Regions from separate parts of the Homo sapiens genome. Here region 1 is linked to region 2. The links are chromatin loops, found by intact Hi-C in ENCODE. Cell type or tissue: spleen. All regions are shown on one strand. Each heading gives the region's core, and the rest is flanking DNA. Links, peaks and the distances in the headings are about the cores only. Region 1 overlaps CYFIP1 (cytoplasmic FMR1 interacting protein 1). Region 2 overlaps NIPA1 (NIPA magnesium transporter 1).

Evidence for each region. Peaks named below come from ENCODE experiments on the same cell type or tissue, not always from the same donor. Only the 100,000 strongest peaks of a DNase experiment are listed, where the experiment ranks them.
Region 1: a loop joins it to region 2, with 6 times the contacts of the local background. A loop is called at or near these places in 5 of 110 quality-filtered maps.

What each region holds. Positions count from the first base shown.
Region 1 is chr15:22,876,976-22,889,584 of GRCh38, reverse strand. It overlaps CYFIP1 (cytoplasmic FMR1 interacting protein 1), which reads left to right. Exons shown (of 31, transcript NM_014608.6): 24 at 6,574-6,717; 25 at 7,649-7,739; 26 at 9,542-9,672. Among named protein-coding and RNA genes, the nearest start is that of NIPA2, 45 kb to the right of the region's middle. RefSeq lists an enhancer at 6,719-7,918. In spleen, for the core only: a CTCF peak has its summit at 5,034 (motif pointing right); no DNase peak of the experiment used is centred there.
Region 2 is chr15:22,820,805-22,832,911 of GRCh38, reverse strand. It overlaps NIPA1 (NIPA magnesium transporter 1), which reads right to left. Exons shown (of 5, transcript NM_144599.5): 5 at 3,123-9,184. The coding sequence ends at 8,673. Among named protein-coding and RNA genes, the nearest start is that of NIPA2, 12 kb to the left of the region's middle. RefSeq lists an enhancer at 5,271-6,023. In spleen, for the core only: no CTCF peak of the experiment used is centred there; DNase peaks (open chromatin) are centred at 5,000, 9,031 and 9,201.

The DNA.
Region 1 (12,609 bases), core at 1,648-9,647, 59 kb before region 2:
GGATCGAGTCCTGGAAGGGGCCTCGTGGGGTTGGTTTTTGAGATCCCAGGATAGCACTGTGGTGACATCTTTGCTGCCCAGTGTGTCTGTGTGCCCTTTGTGGTGTTAAAGGCTCTTGACACACGTTTTTATTCTCCAGGATTTTCTCCCAGGAGTGCAGGGAGGCACTGTTGCTTCCATTAAGATGCCAACATGAGCGCGCTGTTCCAGGGTGGTGGTGCGGGGTGCACATTTGCCTTGAGTCAGCCCCTACACTGCCAGAGCACCCTGCTGCCCTGTGTGCATGGGCACCACCTCAGGGATGGCTCCAGGGAATGGGCACTTGGAGGCATTTGCAAAGCTGATGCTCTTTTGGAGAGAAAGAAAGATTTGATGATGTGAATTTGATTTTTTTTTAAATTCAACTATTTGCAACTGAACTTGAACCTCACTGTAAGAGATTTCTGCCTCCGTTTCAGAAACTGTTTGTGTCGTTTTTGTTAAAACCTAAGCTAGTACATGGTTTTTCTTTTTGTTTTTTGTTTTTTTTGTGTGTTTTTTTTTTTTGAGACAGAGTCTGTCCCCTAGGCTGGAGTACAGTGGTGTGATCTTGCCTCACTGCAACCTCCAGTGATTATTGTGATTCCAGTGATTCGTGTGCCTCAGCCTCCCGAGTAGCTGGGATTACAGGAGTGTGCCACCACGCCTGGCCAATTTTTGTATTTTTAGTCGAGACAGGGTTTCACCATGTTAGCCAGGCTGGTCTCGAACTCCTGACCTCAAATGATCCACCTGCTTCAGCCTCCCAAAGTGCTGGGATAAAGGCGTGAGCCACTGTGCCTGGCCATAAACCAGTAATTTTTTTTTTTTTTGAGACAGGGTTTTTGCTTTGTCACCCATTGCTGGATTGCAGTGGCGCAATCACAGTTCACTGAAACCTCCGCCTCCCAGGCTCAAGCAATCCTCCTGCCTCAGCCTCCCAAGTGGCTGGGACTACAGGCATGCACCACCACATCTGGCTAATTTTTGTGTTTTTTGTAGAGATGGGATTTCACCATGTTGCACAGGCTGGTCGCGAACTCCTGAGCTCAATCAGATCTCCTGCCTGGGCCTCCCAAAGTGCTGGGATGTAGCCGTGAGCCACCGTGCCTAGTCCTAAACCAGTAATTTTCTATTAGATTATTTAGACATATACAAGTGACACTGATGTTGACCACCACCCACTCAAGAAGAGGCTGGATACTAAAAGAGATGATGTCTGAGCTGAGTCATGTGCTCACAGCAGACAGCCCTTGTACTCACAAGCACTCACATATGCCACGTGCACTTGCTTCTGCTGCAGTATGAGTCACAGTGTATATCTGTGTGATTATGGAATACACAGGAATCCACTCAAAAAACAGATTAGTGCTTTTTTTATGAATAGTGAACTAGGGCTGGTATCTTGCAGGAATAAAATAAACTTAGATGAGGGACCCATTTATGCAATGTTATCTTTTTCGTTCTTGGTCATGTCACCACTTACAGCATGCCTGCTTCTCAGTAAGACACCCTTTTGAGCACATTAACTAGTATTCTTTATCTCATAAGTAAGATTGTCCCCATTTCACAGATGAAGGCTCAGAGTGTCGTGAAAGTTAGAGCACCCAAGTTGCACGACTGGCGAGTCCAGAGCCGGCTCTGTGTGCTGTGACCCACCTTCTCTGCTTGTCGAACAAGGCTGGAGACTGTATCAGGCACGGGCAGCAGAGTCTGTCTTGAACTGAGCTGTGTGACTGGACATCCAGAGTGCTTCCTCTTCTGAGCTTAAGTCTTTTACAGCACAGTGTTTGTGACGGTGCCCTTCCCCAGAAGTAGTGCCTCCTCCCACTCCCCTGAGTAGTTAAGTCACATCTGCTGTTTGTTACCCTAGCTGTGTTGTCTCTCGGATGTGTCATCTTTGGGGTGAGCTTAGTCTACTGGGAAACCGGACACTGGGCAGGGGGCCAGAGGCCTGGGACCATGTGTTCATTGAGTGATGCCTCCTCTGACAGCTGTCATCCTGAGCCAGTCAGGGCGGGTCTGAGAATGAATTCTCTCACTTGTAACATGAGGTCATTAGATTTCACTGATGACTTTCGTGTTCTTCTTTTCAAACATTGAACCTGTTATCAACCAAAAATATTACACAGAATCCCAGCACATAAAGCCCAGGGTGCTGCTCTGAGGAGAGGCTGGGAGGAGGGGGTGTGGGCGAAGATGTGTAGATGGTTTCTTCAAGGTTGCAGCGGGCCGCAGGGCTTGGGCCTGGGACAGACACTGGGTGGGGTTTCTGTCCTTCAGTGTTGTCTAATCTCGTCACTGTAATCAGTTTTGGCTCTTTGTTTTGGGGGGTCTCATGACCCTCTACACATCTGATAATTCACTAGAAGGACTCACATAACTCAGAGTCTTACAGCTGCAGTTTATTCCAGCAAAGGGGTACAAAGCAGGATCAGTAATGGAAGCAGACAGATCAGGCGGAGGCTGAAGAAAGCAGGAGTGGCTGTATTAATATAAGATAAAATCAACTTCAGAGCAAAGAATATTGCCAGGGAGATTACATAATAATAAGTCAAACCACCACGAAGAAAACATAGCAATGCTAGATGTTTATGCGTCAAACAACAAGGCTTCTGTACTTGAAGGAAAGACTAATAGAAGTAAAGGAGAAGTGAACAATCCCACAGTTACAGTTGGGGACTTCAACTCTCATTTTAGTAATTGACAGAACAAGTAGACACAAAATCAGCAACAGTAGAAAAGAACTGAACACCACCATCGACCAACAGGATCTAACTGACGTGTGTAGGTTCCTCTACCCCACAACAGCAGAATATATACGTTTTTCAGATTCCCATGAAACATTCACCAAGATAGACCATACGCTGGGCCATAAAACTCACCTCAACAAAATTTAAAGAACTGAAATCCTATGGAGAGTGTTCTCCAACTACAATGAACTCAAACCAGAAACCAATAATAAAAAGATAACCAGAAAATCTCTATATGCTCGGAAATTAGCACACTTTTAAATAATCCTTGGGTTGAAGAGGAAATCTCAAGAGAAATTTAAAAATACATTGAATTGAATGAAATGTAAATATATCAAGATTTGATATATACAGCTAAAGAAGTGATTTATTTGATTTGATTATTCGATTTATTTATTTGATTTATTTGGTATACAGCTAAAGTGCTGAGAGGGAAATTTATAGCACTGAATACTCACAGTAGGGGTCTCCTGCTATCTGCACCCGTGTCCTTAGACAAGCTGAGGGGTGTCCTTCTGCAGGAACCACCTTGATATGTTTTGGCTCTATGTCCACACCCAAATCTCATCTGAAATTGTAATCCTCATAACCCCCATGAGTCAAGGGAGGGACCTGGTGGGAGGTGATTGGATCATGGGGGTGACGATGTTCTCATGATAGTGAGTTCTCACGAGATCTGATGGTTTTATAAGGGGTTCTTCCCCCTTGCTCTCTCTTCTCATTCCTGCCACCTTGTGAAGAAGGTGCCTGCTCCCCCTTCACCTTCCGCCATGATTGAAGTTTTCTGAGGCCTCCCCAGCCATGTGGAACTATGAGTCAGTTAAACCTCTTTCCTTTATAAATTATCCAGTCTCAGGTATTTATTTTTAGCAGGGTGAAAATGGACTAATACAGTAAATTGGTACTGGTAGAGTGGAGTACTGCTATAAAGATACCTGAAAATGTGGAAGTGACTTTGGAACTGGGTAACAGGCAGAGGTTGGAACAGTTCGGAGGGCTCCAAAGAAGGCGGGAAGATGTGGGAAAGTTTGGAACTCTCTAGAGACTTGTTGAATGTTTTTTGTTTGTTTGTTTGTTTTTTGAAATGGAGTCTCACCCTGTTGCCCAGGCTGGAGTGCAATGGCGCAATCTCAGCTCACTGCAACCTCCGCCTCCCAGGTTCAAATAATTCTCCTGCCTCAGCCTCCCAAGTAGCTGGGATTACAGGTGCCCACCACCATGCCCAGTTAATTTTTTTGTATTTTTAGTAGAGACAGAGTTTCACCGTGTTGGCCAGGCTGTTCTCAAACTCCTGACCTTGTGATCCACCCACCTCGGCCTCCCAACGTGCTAGGATTACAGGCGTGAGCCACCACGCCCTGCCTGTTGAATGGTTTTGACCAAAATGCTGATGGTGCTATGGACAATAAAGTGCAGGCTAACTAAGGTGGTCTCAGATGGAATTGAGGAGCTTGTTGGGAACTGGAGCAAAGGTCACTTTTACTACACTTTAGCCAAGAGACTAGCAGCATTTTGCCCCGCCCTAGAGATACGTGGTACATTGAACTTGAGAGAGATCTGAAATTGGAGTTTGTTTAAAAGGGAAGCAGAGTATAAAAGTTTGGAAAATTTGCAGCCTGAGGATGTGATGGAAAAGAAAAACCCATTTTCTGGAGAGGAATTCAAGCTGGCTGCAGAAATTTTGAATGTCAATCACCAAGACAATGGGGAAAATGTCTCCAGGACATGTACGAGGCAGCCCCTCCCATCATAAACCCAGAGGCCTAGGAGGGAAAAATGGTTTTCTTGGCTGGGCCCAGGGCCTGCCCTGCCCCTATGGTTCCCCCTCCCCCACCTCCCCACCCCACCCCCCATCCCCGTGCAGCTTCAGGACTTGGTGCCCTGCATCCCTGCTTCCTGGTCGCTAAAAGGGGCCAACATACAGCTCAGGCTGTTGCTTCAGAGGGTGCAAGCCCCAAGCCTTGGTGGCTTCCGCGTGGTGTTGGACCACCTAGATTTCAAAGGACATGTGGAAATGCCTGAATGTCCATGCAGAGGTTTGCTGTGGGGGTGGAGCCATCATGGAGAACCTCTGCTAGGGCAGTGAGGAAGGGAAATGGGGGGTTGGAGCCCCACACACAGAGTCCCCACTGGAATACTGCCTAGTGGAGCTGTAAAAAGAGGGCCACCCTCCTCCAGACCCCAGTCAGCTTGTACTGTGTACCTGGAAAAGCCACAGACACTCAATGCCAGCCTGTGAAAACAGCCAGGAGGGGGACTGTACCCTGCAAAGCCACAGGGTGGAGCTGCCCAAGACTGTGGGAGCCCACATCTTACATCAGTGTGACCTGGATGAGAGACACGGAGTCAAAGGAGATTATTTTAAAGCTTTAAGATTTAATGACTGCCCCACTGGACTTTGGGCTTCCATGGGGCCTGGAGCCCCTTTGTTTTGGCCAGTCTCTCCCATTTGCAATGGGAGCATTTATCCAATGCCTGTACCCCTATTGTATCTAGGAAGTAACTAACTTGTTTTTTATTATATAGGCTCATAGGTGGAAGGGACTTGACTTGTCTCAGATGAGACTTTGGACTTGGACTTTTGAATTAATGCTGGAATGAGTTAAGACTTTGGGGCACTGTTGGGAAAGCATGATTGAGATTTGGGAGGGGCCAGGGGCAGAATGATAAGGTTTGGCTGTGTCCCCCACCCAAATCTCATCTCCACTTGTAATCCCCATTATGCCCACATGTCAAGGGTGGGAGCTGGTGGGAGTTGACTGGTTCATGGGGGCAGTTTTCCACATGCTGTTCTTGTGATAGTGAGTGAGTTCTCACGAGATCTGATGGTTTTATAAGGGGCTTCGCCTTTTGTTCTCTCTTATCTTTCCTGCCTTCTTGTGAAGAAGGTGCTTGCTTCCCCTTTACCTTCTGCATAACTGTAAGTTTTCTGAGGCCTCCCCAGCCATGTGGAACTGTGAGTCAGTTAAACCTGCCTTTTTTTTTTTTTTTTTTTTTGAGATGAAGTCTCGTTCTGTCACCCGGGCTGGAGTGCAGTGGCGCGATCTCGGCTCACTGCAAGCTCCACATCCCAGGTTCATGCCATTCTCCTGCCTCAGCCTCCCGAGTAGCTGGGACTACAGGCACCTGCCACCACGCCCGGCTAATTTTTTGTATATTTAGTAGAGACGGGGTTTCACCGTGTTAGCCAGGATGGTCTCCATCTCCTGACCTTGTGATCTGCCCACCTCGGCCTCCCAAAGGGCTGGGATTACAGGTGTGAGTCGCCGCGCCTGGCCTAAACCTGCTTTTTTTTAAAATAAATTATGCAGTCTTGGGTATTTCTCTATAGCAGTGTGAAAACGGACTAATACACACCCTAACTACCTTCCTCGCCTTCCCACTCCACAGGGGTCTCTCTCCCGGCTCCGGGGGTGCCCTGTGCATCCTGAGAAGGCAGCTCCCCCGGCCCCTTCAGGGTCCGACCTTGGGCATCCTGCTGGGAGACTGGGAGGCAGGGGGAAACTCTGGGTCGTATTCATTTCTCATTCTAGACTTCAAAATGGCTTCTAGCGAGTCGGCTATTCAACAAATGTTGAAACACCAAATGGTTTTCTTTTCTTTTCTATTTTAGCAGGTTTCTTTTTGGTGGCAGGCTAAGTAGGTTTTGTAACTGTACCAGTTAAGGGCAGTAGATTTTACAAGTCAGTAGACTCAGACCCGCTCACCTGAGCCTGTGTGTGTTGAGTGATCTTCTCACACAGTTCTTCATCTGCACATGTGTGCGGGGACCATGCTGAGAGCTCTGTGCCCTGTTTTCCAGGCTTTGAACTTGGCCTACTCCAGCATTTACGGCAGCTACCGGAACTTCGTGGGACCTCCACACTTTCAAGTCATCTGCCGGCTTCTCGGCTACCAGGGTATCGCCGTGGTCATGGAGGAGCTGCTGAAGGTCGTCAAGAGCCTGGTGAGTGTTCCCTGGACATGCTTCTTTCACACAGCCTGGATTCCCTGGGGCACCCATGCCAGAGGGTCTTCTCTGCCTGGACTGTGATTCTCCAACAGCTGGATTCGTTCAATTAGGCTTCAAACATTTCTGACCATATATAGTTTGATACTTCCCTCATCTTTTCAAACTCAAGAGAATGGGTCCAGGTTATTTTAACTGATACGCAGAGTTTTTATTTGTATGTGTAGAGAGGGGGTCTTGCTATGTTGCTCAGGCTGTCCTTGAACTCCTGGGCTCCAGAGATCTGCCCATCTTGGCCTCCCAAAGTGCTGGGGTTACAGGCGTGAGCCACCTTGGCCAGCCTGGATTTAGTTTTCTAGACATAACTTACTTTTTATAATTTTTCATCCTTTTTATTATTTTAATCTTCTGTGACTTGAGACCATGTAAGAGTTTGGTCACTTGGCACAGCCATCAGCCCGTGACCCAAACAGGTCCTTCCAGGACCCGCTGGGGACTCTGTCCCAAAACATGTGGCAGCTTGGAGGGTGTTAGGATTGCTGACCTCACCACAGCTGAGCCTGGGGCCGCACCCAGGAGCACAGACAGCGTCCTGGGGGACCCTGGAGCTGGCAGTGCTCACGATGCTGGGGTGCATCCCCATAGGAGACACCTGGCGACAAAGCTCTCCCCTCATTGTGGCACCCCGGGACCACTTTCATCTTGAAAGAGGAGTCCAGTTTCAGAACATGAATTCAGTCATGGGAAGCCACCTGGTGATGGTTGCTCTCTCTCCCGGGGTGGATTTTATTCCCCAGCCAGACGATCCTGCAGCCTTGCTGGTTACCGAGCTCTTTGCTAACAGACTTGTTTCAGGGTATGCGCCGGCCACAGGCGTTAGCAGAGCGGAGTGGGGTGGCTGACGCAGCCCGTCTCATCTCCCCGGCAGCTGCAAGGCACAATCCTGCAGTACGTGAAGACGCTGATGGAGGTGATGCCCAAGATCTGCCGCCTGCCCCGGCACGAGTACGGCTCTCCTGGTGAGTGCGGGCGTGTGGAGCTCACAGTGCTGTCTGTGGAGAGGTCAGAAAGGAATTCAAGTCAGAAATTCTTGAGAAGGATTAGATTTGCCATGTGGGAAGAGGCAGTAGACAGACAAATGCACCTTACAACCAGGAAGAGGTGTGTTGGGGTCACTGTCTGCAGGCGAGGAAGCAGAGGTCAGCCTGCAAGAGTTGAGACAAGAGACCCCTGAACACCACGCTCTCGGGCACCCCTACGAAAGAATTGCCACCCAATGAGGCGAGAGAGCCGACTGCTGGGTCCTGCTGCCCTGCTGGGCCTATAGGGACTTGAGGCTCAGAGACAGGCCCACCGAGATGGTGCAAGGCCTGCCCCTGCCCCCAGGCCGTCCCATCCATCTGCAGGTCCAGCTGCAGGGCCCTCAGGCAGGTGTGCTCTTAGGGACAGGCCCACGTGACTTGCTGTGGGTTGGTTTGGGGCAATGCAAATAAATAGCTTTAGTGATCTCAGAAAGCATTGTCTCATAAAATTGTATGACAGGGACCTTTGTCACGTAACAAAACTGCTTTTAGTCTCTTACCTGGCCGAGTTTTCTTGAAAGCTGGACAGTTGAACACTAGCCTTGTGTTGTAAAGCGACTTGAGCCTGCACGTGGGTGACCGACGAGGCACTGTCCTGATGGGCAGTCAGTCAGCGTGGCTGAGCTCTTGAACACGTGGCTCAGGACTTTTTGCTTTTTGGCAACTCCCCAGGGCTGTTGCTGGTGTTTGAGGAGACGATAAGGTGTCCCCCTCAGCCACCATGGGGAAGTAGCCATCAGCACGGCCCTGGCTCAAGAGAATCTGTTTTCAGTTTATTGTCAGAAAGTAGAGGAGGAATGCTGGGATGATTAAAACCAATGCTTATGTCGTGACTAGAGATGGAAATTTCAGATGTTGAGGAGGGAGCCATTTCCCAGTGTGGTACAGGGAAAGCTTGCTGGGAATGACACAGGTGCATGAGCGTCCCCGCCCCCACCCCCGCCAAGTGGGGCTGAGTCCCTGCAGCGGTGCTGAGAGCTGGGAGGAGCAGAGGGGCCGTGTCGGGCCGCTGGTCCTTGGGGAAGGGGCACTCGGGCAAGACCTGCTGGGACAAGGGTTTAAGGTCTGCTGAGCCTCCCGCTTTGCTCTTCCCAGGGTAGTTTAGGCCCCTCCTGATGCCACGTTCATTGTGCGGTCAGCTGCCGGTTTCTGTCTGGGCTGGAGTTGAAGCTGTAGATTGGCTGGGAAACGTTGGCCTTCTGTCCCATATTTGCACCTTGCGTCTTTTTGTGCCTTATTCCGCTGTCCGGGATGCCGTTGAGACGCCTGCCTTGCTCTGGAGCTGGCCTGGTGTGCGGCCTCCCGTTGGGCGTGCTGTTAGTTAGCTGCAGGCTTCCTAGATGCCCTTTCTCAGATTAGGTGCGGCCCCTTCCATGCCTGCGAAGAGAGATTGCATTTTGTCAAATACCTTGTCTGCCCCCACTGGGGATGTGGTGCAGTCTTTGTTCTTGTCATGTGGTGACGTTTCCTATCATCATAGCCTTCCCTAAAGATATGAGGTTGAGTTGAAAAGAGGCTTCAGAGCCAAGGCCCGGGGTCACATGGTGTGTGGAGAACGTGCCCAGGTGGCGAATAAACCACCGCTGCAGGGAAGATGCTGGGGATGGGACGTTGTGGCTGTCCTTATAGCCAGGCTTGATGGCGGTGTCAGAACGGCAGGTGCTCCTGGCTGTGGACCCAGGCTGCTAGGGCCCGGCCCCCTCCAGTCCCCCAACCCCACCTCACTCCCGCCACCGTAGGTATCCTGGAGTTCTTCCACCACCAGCTGAAGGACATCGTGGAGTACGCAGAGCTGAAGACGGTGTGCTTCCAGAACCTGCGGGAGGTGGGGAACGCCATCCTCTTCTGCCTGCTCATCGAGCAGAGCCTGGTGAGTGGCCCCCCAACGCCGCCCCTCCCCGCCCCAGCCCACCCCACCCCACCCCACCGGCCAGGGGAGGGCTTTCTTTGGCGGGTTCTTTAGTGGGGGTGTGGCAACAGCTGTGCATCATTTTTTTTTTTTTGTGGCTGTTGAGACTTTAGTTTGAATTTGTTCCCTTCAATTGAAAAACAAAAATGTACTGTAGTTCACTGTCTCAAGAATGTTTTTCTGTGTTAACGTCATAAAACTGTTATATTATGTGATGTTTTCAACATCTAAATGAACATATTTGGTGTGCCTGTAAGGTATAAGGCATTGCTGCGCAGGAGGGCCCTCTGTATGCCTGAGGCCGCTGAGCAGTTGAAGTGTGGCTCAGTGTGACTGAGGAACTGAGTGCTAAATGTTACTGAATTATCACTGATTTAAATCTGAATGGCTGCACGTGCCCCATGGTGGACAGCACGAGTGGCCAGCATGAAAGGGGAGCCCCCGGGAGCCCACCCCCTCTTAGGACGTGGCACAGTGGACGCCTCGTGTTTTCGACTGGCCGCCTTTTTGTGGTGCTGTCTGGCTGTCCCTCTGTCCTGTACATCACAGCAGCTCAGTTTATAACCTCCTGGGCTGGGAAAGCCAGTGGGAAATGGAATCTCAGGTAGCCCTCTCCTGCCTTCCATCGTGACTAACGAGGTGGGCATCTCTTCGTTCGTTGCGTCTTCTTGTTTCTTTTCCTGTGAAATGCCCCATTGAGTTCTTCGGCCTATTTTCTTTTTCTTTTTTTTTTTTTTTGAGACGGAGTCTTGCTCTGTCACCCCGGCTGGAGTGCAGTGGCGTGATGTTGGCTCACTGCAAGCTCCGCCTCCCGGGTTCACGCCATTCTCCTGCCTCCGCCTCAGAAGTAGCTGGGACTACAGGCGCCCACCACCACGCCCAGCTAATTTTTTGTATTTTTAGTAGAGACGGGGTTTCACCGTGTTAGCCAGGCTGGTCTCCAACTCCTGACTTTGTGATCCACCCGCCTTGGTCTCCCAAAGTGCTGGGATTACAGGCGTGAGCCACTGCGCCCGGCCTCTTTTGCCTATTTTTCTACAGCTCATTCTGTGTAGACTCTTTATGTGCTGCACATATCGTAAATTCTTCTCCCATTTGTGGCTTACCTTTTCACTCTGATAGTGGTGATTTTTGATAAAATGCTCTTAATTTGGATGTAGCCTTTTTTTTTTTAATGATTAGCACTTTTTTTTTTTTTTAATCTACCATCTGCACATGGAACTTTCAGTATCTTTTTGAAGATGTTTTCCCTGCCTTGGGGTCATGAAGACATTCCTTTACATTGTCATCTAAAGATTTGAAGCTTTGCCTTCTGCATGGAAGTTTGTAATCCTTCTGGAGTTGGTCTTTGTGTATAATGTGAGAGGCAGAGGAAGCTTCTTTCTCTCTGTGGAGACCCATTTGTCCCTCCTCTAGTGGCTGAAGGGCTCCTCCTCCCGTTGCTGACCAGTGGTGTCCCCTGCCATCTGCCAGCTTTTCATGGGCACACCGGCCTGTCTCCTGGCTTTCTGCCACATCTCGCTGGTCCAGGCATCTGTCTCTGACATCATAGCACATTGTCTTGCTCATCGTTGCTCTAACATGACTCTCGAGTCCCCACTTGCCGCGTTCCCTGCCTTGCTCCTTCTTCTTCAGCATGTTCCCTCCCCAGGGCTCTCTGCTCTGCCCTGTTTGGGGATTGGTTCACCACATACCCTGGCGAAGCGTATTGGCTTGTGCATGGGAATGGCACTTCGTCTCCAGAGCTGCCTGGGGAGGCCTTTCCTATGTTGTTTCCCAAAGCAGTCTCTTGTCTTTAGGTCTCTGGTAGCTTTGCAAAGGCAGAGTTGTGTTTGGGAAGAACAGGGAGAGGGTGGTCTGTACACAGCTCAGGGCATTGCTGTCAGACTGCCAGGCCTCTGGGGACTGAGCCTCTGGACCAGCCGCCTCACACCAGCCTGTGCGGTGAAAGAGAATGTGTTGGCTCACATGTCAGGGGAGTCCGAGGTCAGGCGTGACACGCCTGGGAGCTGACAGCCTCCATCAGACCTGCATCTTCGGCTCCCTCTATGCCTGCACGCCTAGGCAGACCCTCTCCTGGTGGTTTCAAAGAGGGACTGCAGCAGCCCCAGGCCTTCATTGTCCTGGCCACCCACAGGCTCGGTGGGGACCCCAAGTAGCATCTCCTCCCATGCTCCCCTCACCACTGTGAGTGTGAGGGGTACAAGATGGAGAACCCACCAGTGTCTCAGACCAGCAAGAAGCCAGTGTCCAGGGTGGCCCTGCTCTAAGGACATGTTCCCCAAATAATTGTGAATTGTTAAAAACCAGATGTTAGGAAGCATCTCTTTAAGTATAATCTCTCATTATGAATTTTAAATATTTAATACAGGAATATTCCTTTCATGGGTGACTTTTCCTGAACTTACAGCATAAGGCGCGCCCTATCTCATCTGCTATCTTAGTCCATTTTGTGTTGCTGTGGCAGTGCCTGAGACTGAGTAATTTATAAAGAAAAGGAGTTTATTTGGCTCATGACTCTGGAGGCTGGGAAGTCCAAGATCAGGCAGCCCATCTGTCAGGGTCTCATGCTGCTTCAGCTCTGGGGGAACAGAGAAGGGGAAGCGGGTGTTGCCAAGAGAACAAACATGAGAGGCAGCCTTGCTTACAACAACCTGCTCTCGCAGGAGCTTATCCATTCCCACAAAAACTAACCCAATTGTGGGAGAACTGACCCAGCCCTGTAAGAAATCCATCACCTCTCGGACCACCTTCCAACACTGCTACATTGGCAATTAAATTTCACCATGAGTTTTGGCAGGGACAAACCACATCCAAACCATAGCCTCTGTGTATGTCCAAGCCTGAGGATGCCTGTCTGGTCATTGGCCTCAGGTCAGGGAGGTGAGACCCGAGCTT
Region 2 (12,107 bases), core at 4,108-12,107:
GATGTGGTAAGCAGAAAGCCCAAAGATATCCACGTCCTCACCTTGTAACCTGTGACTGTGCCACCTTCCATGGCAAAAGGGGCTCTGCAGAGGCAACTAAGGATCTTGAGAGAGGGAGCTGACCCTGGATTGTCCATGTGGGCCCAAAGCAGTCATGAAGGTCCTTCCAAGAGGGTGACAGGAGTGTCAGAGTCAGAGAGTAAGCTATGATGATGGATGAGTGGCGAGAGAGATGACATTGCTGGCTTCAAAGATGGAGGAAGGAGCCACGAGGCAAGATACAAAGGCGGCCTCTAGAAACCAAAAGAGCAGGGATGAGACTCTTCCCAGGAGCCTCCAGAGGGAAGTAATCCTGTCTGCACCTTGATTTTAGCCCAGCAAAGCTTGTGTGGAACTTCTAACCTCCAGAATTGTAAGATGATACGCGTGTGTTGTTTTAAGCTACAAGGTATGTAACTTGTGAAGAGCCGTAATAAAAAACTAACACAATAAGTATGCCAAATTAAGGGAAGGAGAAGATGCTGGGATCCCCCCAATGTCTTTGTCAAAAATAAAACAGATTCAGTGTTATAGATGAGCAACCTGGTCTGACCTTCTCTCCACCCTCTGGTCCATCATCTCAGTGATTTTCACACTCATTATGTTTACTTGGTCACCACCACCGCTGTCCTGCTTGCCACCATCCAGTTCCACACCTCTTTCTCATGTGCTCGGCTGGAATGAATCCTGTCCTCTTTGGACTGGTAATAGAGAGGTACCTAGATCTTTTTTTTTTTAGACGGAGTTTCGCTCTTGCTGCCCAGGCTGGAGTGCAGTGGCGTGATCTCAGCTCACCGCAACCTCTGCCTCCCGGGTTCAAGCAATTCTCCTGCCTCAGCCTCCCGAATAGCTGGGATTACAGGCGTGCACCACCACGCTCAGCTAATTATGTATTTTTAGTAGAGACGGGGGTTTCTCCATGTTGGTCAGGCTGGTCTCAAACCCCTGACCTCAGGTAATCCACCGGCCTTGGCCTCCGAAAGTGCTGGGATTACAGGCGTGAGCCACTGTGCCTGGCTGCAGAGGTACCTAGATCTTTTATATCTGTTTCTTGTCTGTGTCTCACCTCTCCAACTAAAAACCTTTTTAAAACTATCATGTGAGATTCAAACTAATGGTGAACAAGTAAGTGTGACTAATACTACAACAAACATGCTGACAATGTCAAAACGAAGGGTCATCAGATGGATGGGATGGATGTAACTAAGCAACACAGAAATTCTAGAACAAGTCCCTTGCAGGGAAGGCTTGGCTAGCAGCCAGCACAAACTACTCTATAGTAGTAACCAACCAATGCAAGCTTTTGTTCAATGACAGCAGAATTTGGCATTAATACACTTCACAGCCCCAAAAACCTATCTGGAGTTATCCATAGATGCATTTGGTGATTTCATAAAATGTTTGTTCTTGTTTTCTGTATAAGTATACTTTGATCAAAATGTGAATAATTAAATCTTTTGGGATAGAGACTAAGAAAAAAATCTTACTCATTTTTTCTCATTTGATAAAATAACTTATAGGACACCAGTCTGAGCAACATAACTAGACCCTGTCTCTACAAAAAAATTAAAAAATTACCCAGGTGTGGAGGCACAGGCCTGTAGTCCTAGCTACCGGGGAGGCTGACGCAGGAGGGTCGCTTGAGCCCAGCAGTTTGAGGCTGCAGTGAGCTATGACTGTAAGAGAGTGAGACCCTGTCTCTCAAAAAAAAAAAAAAAAACCAAAACAAAGAAAATTATAGGACACTAAAGAAGATCAGCAACAAGATTTCTAATGATGCTTGAAGTATGAAAATGCGTTATAATTGTCTCATTTTCTATGGGCTAAAAATGTAAAATGATATGTTATACAACTCAAAAACATGTCAAAGGTACTAACATATTAAAATAGAGCTGGTTTTATTTAATACTATCACTTCATTGGATCAAGAGACAGTCGCAGGACAGGGAATTTCTGCATACATCATGGATTTGCTCCCTAAGGTAGATGCACAGGTAGACGGTTTCTTTTTCTTTTTCTTTTTTTTTCCAAGACGGAGTTTCGCTCTTGTCGTCCAGGCTAGAGTGCAGTGGCACGATCTCGGCTCCCTGCAACCTCCACCTCCCGGGTTTAAGTGATTCTCCTGCCTCAGCCTCTGGAGTAGCTGGGATTACAGGCACACACCACCACGCACAACTAATTTTTGTATTTTTAGTAGAGACGGGGTTTCACCATGTTGGCCAGGCTGGTCTCGAACTCCTGACCTCGTGATCTGCCTGCCTTGGCCTCCTGAAGTGCTGGGATTATAGGCGTGAGCCACCGCACCTGGCCTTTTTTGTTTTGTTTTGTTTTGTTTTTGAGACGGAGTTTTGCTCTTGTTGCCCAGGCTGGAGTGCAATGGTGTGATCTCGGCTCACTGCAACCTCTGCCTCTCAGGTTCAAGTGATTCTCCTGCCTCGGCCTCCTGAGTAGCTGGGATTACAGGCATGCACCACCACCTCTGGCTAATTTTGTATTTTTAGCAGAGACAGGGTTTCTCCATGTTGGTCAGGCTACTCTCAAACTCCCGACCTCAGGTGATCCGCCCGCCTCAGCCTCCCAAAGCACTGGGATTACAGGTGTGAGCCACCACACCTGGCCCACAGGTAGACATTTTCTACATTGTTATAGAGATCTAGAGGCTAGTCATTTCTGTCTTTTTTTTTTTTGAGATGGAGTCTCGCTCTGTTGTCCAGGCTGGAGTGCAGTGCTGTGATCTCGGTCACTGCAACCTCTGCCTCCCAAGTTCAAGTGATTCTCCTGCTTCAGCCTGCTGAGTACCTGGGACTACAGATGTGCACCACCATGCCTGTCTAATTTTTGTTATTTTTTAGTAGAGATGGGGTTTTACCATGTTGACCAGGCTGGTCTCAAACTCCTGGCCTCAAGTGTCCCACCCGCCTCAGCCCCCTAAAGTGCTGCGATTACAGGCATGAGCCACTGCACCCAGCCTAGGCTACTCATTTCTAAAAAGAGAATAGGAAAAATGGGAGGAACTGGGATGATCTGGAACCTGAGACTACATAAGCATTTCAAGTAAAGGGAAAAAAAAAAATCAACAAATGTTCAGCTAGAAATAAGTTATTTTATTTTAAAACACATACAGATTAATAAATATTACTGGAAAACTTAATAGCCTTTTTATTTACATGAGGCAATAACAACATGCTATGACTACATCTATAAAGCAAAATATAAGCAGGTCTTGGCCACTGACACATGTGTCTATGTATGCTAATTGGAAGCTCCCCAATACATGTCTATGACAAAACTTTTACACAACCAATCAACATTTGACATTTTTTACATCTTCTTCCTCTCATGATTATATTCCATTTTCAAGAAAATAATAGTTATCCTTTGAAAAGGCAAAACGCTCAAGCCACTGAAAAACAGTATCTAAATTTCTGTAAAGTGCAAAAATACTAAGGTGGGGGGCAATTATTATATTCTGACAAATAAATATTCTGAACTTTTCAACATGACCCTTTGGCACTAGTGGTTTGGGAGCCCTGACATTCGCCTGGTGTCAGTTCAGCATCAGGGTTGAGCTGCTTGGAAGCAGGAAGTTCAGCGTCATTTATTACAAATCCAGTGCAACAGAATCCACGTGTTTCACAGGCCATTAAATCTTTTTCAGAATACAGACCTCGGCCGAATGTCAGGAGCACATCACACCATCGGAAGGTGATCTTTCTGTGCGGCTTTCTGAAGTCCCTGTTTAATTTCCATATTTTACAATAGAACATATAAAACCCTTTCTTTTAAAACAAAAAAAGGAAAACTAAAGCTTCATGGAATCATGCAAACTTTACACCCAGCACTTCCTTTGCTTTCTCAGCGCATGAGGCTGTGTGTCCTACAGCATGGTCCTGAGCAGACTCCATGGTCCGTGCAAGCGGAGTTTCCACTGTGCCACTCCCAGGCACTTCTGAACACGGTGCTCTCATCTCAGGCCACCAGAACACTGCTGAAAGTGCCGGTGTTTTAGAAACAATTTGAAGAACCATCCCACCCCTTTAGAGGTAGAAAAACTGAGGCACAGAAAGGTTAAGAGACTCACCTATGTTTGCACAATTTAGGGAAAAATAGAGAAAAGAAGAAAAACATCCTCCTCCCTGGCTCATGCTCTGGGCCCTGGATTCTGCTTTTTAAATGCTTTTGGGTACATGTGAAATAGATGTTTATTTACATGATCCTTGTTCTACTGAATATCAACTTTTTACTAGACAACATATTTTGATGTAACAAAGTTACATTTTCTTAAAATATAATTATGTTGTTGCACGTGAGGAATGTGAATGAAACAAATGAGTCGTGGTAGTGGGCCAAATTCTCACTGCTGTTCCTGTAATTCTGAACCTTTTCAAGTATACAATGGAGGTATAAGAATCTGGCCAGATGTGAAACATCACCTATAAGCTAAAGGACAGACCCTTAAAATTCATCACCAGTACAATTGTGAGGTGGAAATGAGGAATACAAAAAATTGAGGTATTTTATATGATAAACTGTCTTGTGGTGTGACTGGTGTACAAATTGGTCTTTTCTTTCCAACTCACATTAACAGAATCTACCTATGAATATGAGTAAAACCTATGAAAAATGAACACGGATATGTCCTTGGGAGGAAGGTCACTGTTAAGGAGTCAATGATACATTTTTGGTCCCTGAGAAGGCAAAACACCAAGACTCCATCCAATCCCGCCTGATGGACGAACAACGCCCTCGGTGTCAGACACCATGAAAAGAACAACTTCAGAACACGGAAGCTAATCCATGCTGTCGGGAACAGACCTTACACTGAAATGTTCTCTTTCTAGTTTCCTGCTTGGTGGCAGGAAGCCTAAGTCAGCATCGAGCAGGTGTCAGGTCGAAGCGGCACAACGGGAGGGGCTCTGGGAACCACCGGAGTACTCTCTCCCCTCTTCTGGGTTAGCTGAGCAGCTTGAAGAAGAGGAATCCCCCGACCAGACAGAAGGGCAGCAGCCTGTGCCCATCACACCTGTTTCCACGGACCAGGTGTCCGTGCACACCTGGGAGACACTGCATCTCCAAAGTCTAGAACTGGCCCCTAGAAGTTGAGCACAACATTTACAAAGAGCTGAGTCATCTAGGAAGAAGGAAAATAAGACGACTGCACAAGTGAACAGTGCTCACTTCTACCAGAAAACAGATGTGAAATCCAAAGAAGAACAAACACCAACATATTACCGCTGGGATGAACTTCTGGAAAGACAACTGGGTGTAGTAAATTGGCTTGAAGAGCAGGAATTGAAAGAATATTCCTTATTGCTGAACAAAGAGCTGCGAAGTATATTCACTAACATTCTGATAGGAAAAGATCTCAATGAGAGCTGAGCAAGGCCACCAGAATACCAAATTCCTCCCCAAAGTCCCCAGCATGGGCAGGGCCTCACTCCATGTGGCACTGGAAGGACTTCCCTCCCCAGCACCTTCTCCACAGAGATGGCATGGTCCTGCCAGCCGGGAAGATGCTCCAGGGGGGCTTTGTGGTGCTGGGTTAGGGTTAGAATCCTTAATTGGCCCTACCTTTGATCAATGAGCAGAACAGGAAGCAATCCTTTCAAATGCAAATATTCAGAGGAGAAAACAAGGCATTGCCCAAGAAGAGGAGAGAAATAGCCTATTTAAGTATCTATCAAGAGAAATCTGCATATTGTGATCAAAACCTTTGATTTTAGAGGATGCTTGAAAACAAGTATACAGTAAGCATCTTTTTTTTCAAAGAATAGTATGATAATGAAAATATTTCAAGTACATGTACTTTTGGAAAGACCACTAAGAGATCTATCCATGTTCTAGGCCCTCCCCCAAAGTTCTCACTTTGGGGCTTTTTCATTTTCAAATGAATGATGAAAACATAATTTTTTAAAATAAATACTATCAAATCAGAAGTTATATGCTCTATATTAAATTTGAAAATTAGACTGTTCAACCACTGGTCATGTCATTTACTTTGAGGCTGGTGTCACGTGCTTGAAAAACAATGGATGATATGAACTTTGTTTCACTGGAAGAAAAGCTATGTATCCTACTGAAGTATCTGCTGAACAGAGGTAAACCTGAAAGATTCTAACTGTCCCAGGACCAGTCACCTTCAAGGGTAGAAGAGCTATTAATACTTTTGAGATTTTGTTTTACTCTAAGAATATTATAGAGAAGATCATCGGGTATCACCTCTCAGTATCAATGGTATAATTGTGGATTAAAATATACTAAGGTACACCAAGAGCTGCCTTTAAACTAAATTTCCCACAAAAGCTGTAGCAACACAAACATGATCATTTTCATGTGACACATGAACTTTCTCATTACACTTGTTAGCCACATGTATTCTTTGAATATCTCACACCCCTTACCTAGGAAACTATTTTTATGCCCAAAAGTATATTGATACTGCTACATTACGTTTTCAGAAAGTTCAGTTCAGTAAGTTAAGGCCTGCATTTCTAAAAGCACTGATGATAAAACACAAAACCTGCAAGAGCCAATAAAAAGAGTAATGGACTTTGAGCATTTGTTAACCATCCATTGAGAGGATTTAAGATTTTTAAAAAATAATGTTGTTGCTGCTCTCAGTTCACAAATCACTGACAACCCATGATCATCATGTACACGTTTACTCCATAAAGGTATTTTTCTCTCTATATTAAACTAGTCTCATTTTATTTAGCCTCTTTACTCAACACTTTAGGAAGCTATTCCTTGAGACTTTAGAAATGTTCTTTTTGCCTACAAAAACACATTTTTTTTCTTACTGAGGAACTTTAATTGGGTACTATTCAATTTTATGTTCTACTTCACCTAATCTACTTTACCCAACCCCATCTTTCAACTTGGCGTAGTTCCCTGCTGAGATAAAACACTGGCCATGAAGTACATGATACCGTGGTGAAATATGTGCATCACTTCATGCTATGCTCCCATTTGGAACACATGGATGGGAACACTATAGACAGAGAATGACCTCTTTGATTCAAATACTGGCATAATTAATGGCTCTTTTGCATTTAAGACACATAATGAGAGGTTAGCTGAGGAACTCTAGGATGCTCTGCCATTGCAAACAACAAGGAGATGGCTACATTTATTGGCTTTTTGTTAGAAAATCTTTCAAAAACTGCATATTGCAATTTGTAGAAGCTAGCCTAACCTCAATTGTGTCCTTTAACTTGTTCCTGTATGACAGGGTACTCGATATATGAGCTATTGAACAGGTACTCTCCCACTTAGCCTTATTATCAAGTTACCTAATTTATTTCTTCTGAATGGCCATGAATGCTTGCTGATAAAGAATGTGGATATATTTGATACTGGATCCCAGGTAACACAGATCGAATACAAATAAAATAATACCTCATGCTACTTAAATCAACTGTCTTTAATTGGACAATAATCACATGTTAAAGGGGTCAATTTGCTCTAATGTGTCTTTAGTCTTGACTATCTTCCAGTGAATATACAGTCATGAACCACGTAACCATGTTTCTGTCAAAGACATACCACTTACATGACGGTGGTCCCATAACATTGTAATACCATAGTTTTACTGTACCTTTCCTATGTTTGTAAACACAAATACTCACCACTGTGTTACAATTGCCTGCGGTATTCAGTGCGGTCACATGCTGTACAGGTGTGTGGCCCAGGAGCAACAGGCTGTACCATCTGGCCTGGGTGGGTCATAGGTGTCCCATCTAGGTTTGTATAAGTGCACTCCATGATGTTCACACAATAAAGTCACCTTACAATGCATTTCTCAGAATGTTTCCCTATCATTAAGTGACATGTGACTGTATTATTTCTAACTGCCTTATACATTTGTAACTTGAATATTGAAATATTAAAGCATACTCGAAGTTGCATTATTCTAATCTAAGAACATATACACATTAAGAGTCAAATTAAGTTAATAATTCAAGTGATAAAGGCACTGAAATTGATTTGAGCTATTGAAAAGTCATCCTGCCAGTGGAACACTACCTCATGTTCATTAACTCTTCTCTCTCTCTCTATTTACTATTAAAATGTCTTGGGTGGGGGTGGGGGTCGAAGAGTCAACTTGTCAGAGGATTAAAAACAATTCAATGTATATGCCTCTTATTTGGATGACATACTTGAATGTTATACATGCTTAATGCAAACTAACACAACTACAGACACATTCACTGTACAGTGCCAGAGTTCAAGACAACAATCTCTCATTCCCAAAGTAATCTAAGTAAAAATATCTCTGCTATCATGTAACAACTAACCAGAAAGAGCCCATCTTTTTCTGTTTAAATAATGTTAAAATGTTTTAAAAGAAGAGAATATTCATGAAAGCTTCCAGGTTAATGGAAATGAAAATGAGATTCGTCTCATCAGAGAGAGATGGTGCCAGGCAACCGTTGGGGACGTTTGGGCTGCAGAGGGCTGGCTGGGCCTCTGCTCTGGTGCTGAGCCATGCTCCCCGCTATCCACCAGACCACCTGTTACTATCCAGTCAATTCTAACACCATGATCGAGGACCTCTTCTACTTCACATCCAATCACGGCCAGAAACCACCTCCAATGCCTATTCCTCGAACCATCCAAGCTCCTATTGCAATCTAGTCTGTTTTCATATTAGATTTGTTCATCTCCCCAAGGTTGAAATTGAACTCTTTGAACACCTGTATAAGGACAATCCCCACGGAGACGGTCGTGAATCCACAGGCCATCCCCAAGAAGTCCACCAGGCCCACGTTGCTCCACTCCCGGAAGAGGATGGCTGAGGCCAGCAGGACCAGCGTGGTAAACACGACGTAGTAGATGGCCCCGAACACCGAGGAGTCGAAGCACTCCAGCGCCTTGTTGATGTACCTGAACTGGACGATGATGCTGCAGCCGAGCACGGCCAGGAGTACCAGGCACAGGCAGAGGGCTCTCTGACTGGACGGGTTGTTATGCAAGATGTCTTGGGCCGCCAGCCCGATGCCCTTGGTGGAAGGCACGGTGAAACTGCCCAGCAAGGAGCAGATGCTGATGTAGACCATGATGTTGGTGGGCCCATGGGCCGGCGCGATCCAGAAGATGAGCAGCAGCAGCATGAGCAGCACGATGCACAGGTAGCCCACAAACACTGGAACACAGACAGCACACAGTCACCCGGAGCCACCGCCTAGCAGCCGCAACCCAGGAGGTGGACTGGGGCAGCACCCGGGCCCCCACCCGCCACCCGCCACCGGCCTCTACTGCGGCACAGCCCTGGGGAGCATGTGGGCTCTGGCTTGAATTTACCAGACCCACTGATTTCATTCCACAAAAGTATTCCCATCATTTTCACTGTTAAAACATTTACAGCCGGGTTAGCCAGACGCGGTGGCTCATGCCTGTAATCCCAGCACTTTGGGGGGCCAAGGCAGGTGGATCATGAGGTCAGGAGTTCAAGACCAGCCTGGCCAAGATGGTGAAACCCCGTCTCTACTAAAAGTACAAAAATTACAGCGCGCCTGTAATCCCAGCTACTTGGGAGGCTGAGGCAGGAGAATCACTTGAACCTAGGGGGTGGAGGTTGCAGTGAGCCGAGATCAAACCACTGTACTCCAGCCTGGGTGACAGAGCAAGACTCCATCTCAGAAAAAAAAAAAAAAATTTACAGAAGGGCACAATGGCTCACACCTGTAATCCCAGCACTTTGGGAGGCCGAGGTGGGCCGATCAGGAGATCAATACCATCCTGGCTAACTTGGTGAAACCCTGTTCTCCACTAAAAATACAAAAAATTAGCTAGGCGTGGTGGCATGCACCAGTAATCCCAGCTACTCAGGAGGCTGAGGCAGGAGAATCGCTTGAACCCGGGAGGCAGAGGTTGCAGTGAGCCGAGATCACACCACTGCACTCCAGCCTGGGCGACAGAGCAAGAGTCCGTCTCAAAAAAAAAAAAAAAAAAAAAAAAAAAACCATTTACAGCTCCTAAATGTTTACATGGTCCTCTATTGGAACCATTCTCTTTTTTTCTTGTTGTTTGTTTTGTTTTTTTGAGATGGAGTTTTGCTCTTTGTTGCCCAGGCTGGATTGCAATAGCACGATCTCTGCTCACTGCAACCTCCACCTCCCAGGTTCAAGCGATTCTCCTGCTTCAGCCTCCTGAGTAGCTGGGAATACATAAGCACCCGCCACCACGCCTGGCTATTATATTTTTAGCAGAGACGGGGTTTCGCCATGTTGGCCAGGCTGGTCTCGAACTCCTGACCTTAGGTGATCCGCCGTCCTCGGCCTCCCAAAGTGTTGGGATTACAGGCGTGAGCCACTGTGCCCGGCCTAGAAACATTCTCTTAACAATACAAGTGAATGGAGATGCTCCGAGGTTTCAAAAAAGCACCTGGGAATCCAGGGGGCAGGGGTAAGGCAGGGGACAGGAGGGAGGACTTTAAGCTGTGGGGGTGTTTGTGGGTTTTGCAATGATTGGGGGCTGCATCCAGTGGGCAGAGGCATGTGCAGACAGCAACCCCCACCCCCATCAAAAATCATCCCATTCTCGTCACAACTGCTGAATGTCTCCTCGGACTTGTAACTGAAAAATATGCCTATAATAATCAGAGCCTAGAAACTATTTTATGTATGAAACAAAGTAATTTTTGCATGGATTTAATATATGCTGAATTCTTCAGACATGTCACTTCCATGTAAATTGAGGGAGGATTGTTCTTTGATCAAAACTTCATTAAGAGTTATGCTCCATCTGAGGATCATTTTGTTGATAGCAAGACCTCAAGTGTCCCAGTCAATAACATTACACCCCCACGTCAGTCTATATCTGCAGCTACCAGATTCTCAACCACTCCTCACAAGGTGTGGGGTCGGCCAGCTTCAATAGGTCTTCTCTTATAGTGGGACCTGAGCATTTACATATTGAAAGGGATGTTTTGTTTTAAAGTATTGTCCTGGTATTTCTCCTTTATATTACAGTTAGGGCATTAAATTGATGGTTTGAACTTGTGTGTATAAGGAGGTTGTGTTTTCCATGAAATCCATTCCAACATCACAAATGGACCTGAGAGGGCTGGGAACTGCTGGCTATGCAAACCAGCAAGTGTGGACATGCAAACCAGAGAGTGTGGACAAGAAAACCAGCGAGTGTGGACAAGAAAACCAGTGAGTGTGGACATGCAAACTAGGTGTTAACATGCAAACCAGCGAGTGTGGACTTGCAAACCAGGGTGTGGACATGCAAACCAGGGTGTGGACATGCAAACCAGCCAGTGTGGACAAGAAAACCAGTGAGTGTGGACAAGAAAACCAGCGAGTGTGGACATGCAGACCACCGAGTGTGGACAAAACCAGTGAGTGTGGACGAGAAAACCAGCGAGTGTGGATATGAAAACCAGGGAGTGTGGACATGCAAACCAGCGAGTATGGACATGCAAACCAGCGAGTGTGGACATGTAAACCAGCAAACTGATGTGGAGGCAGTTTTGTGCTGGAACCTGCCTAAACTTGTTGGTAAGCAACACAGGGTGGTCTACTTAAAGTGAAATCTATACTTTAAGTCTGTTGTAATCACGTAGATAGTAGTTTTTAGTGTATTTATCAAAATAAAAAAAGGACGGGCATGGTGGCTCACGCCTGTAATCCCAGCACTTTGGAAGGGCGAGGTGGGCGGATCACGAGGTCAGGAGATCAAGACCATCCTGGCTAACATGATGAAATCCCATCTCTACTAAAAATACAAAAAAAATTAGCCGGGCATGGTGGCAGGCGCCTGTAGTCCCCGGCTACTCAGGAGGCTGAGGCAGAAGAATGGCGGAGCTCGCAGTGAGCTGAGATCGCGCCACTGCACTCCAGCCTGGGTGACAGAGCGAGACTCCGTCTCCAAAAAAAAAAAAAAGAAAAGAAAAGAAATTATGTCAAAAGATATATAAACAGGGCTATATGAGGAATCTAAACTTAAGAGATGCCAGGTCTTTGTTCTCACAGAGCTTCACGCTGGAGGGAGTGAAGTGCTGAGGTGGAGATAGAGTGGGCAGGGTACACCAGGAAAGGTATGTGGGGAGGGGCGGGTGG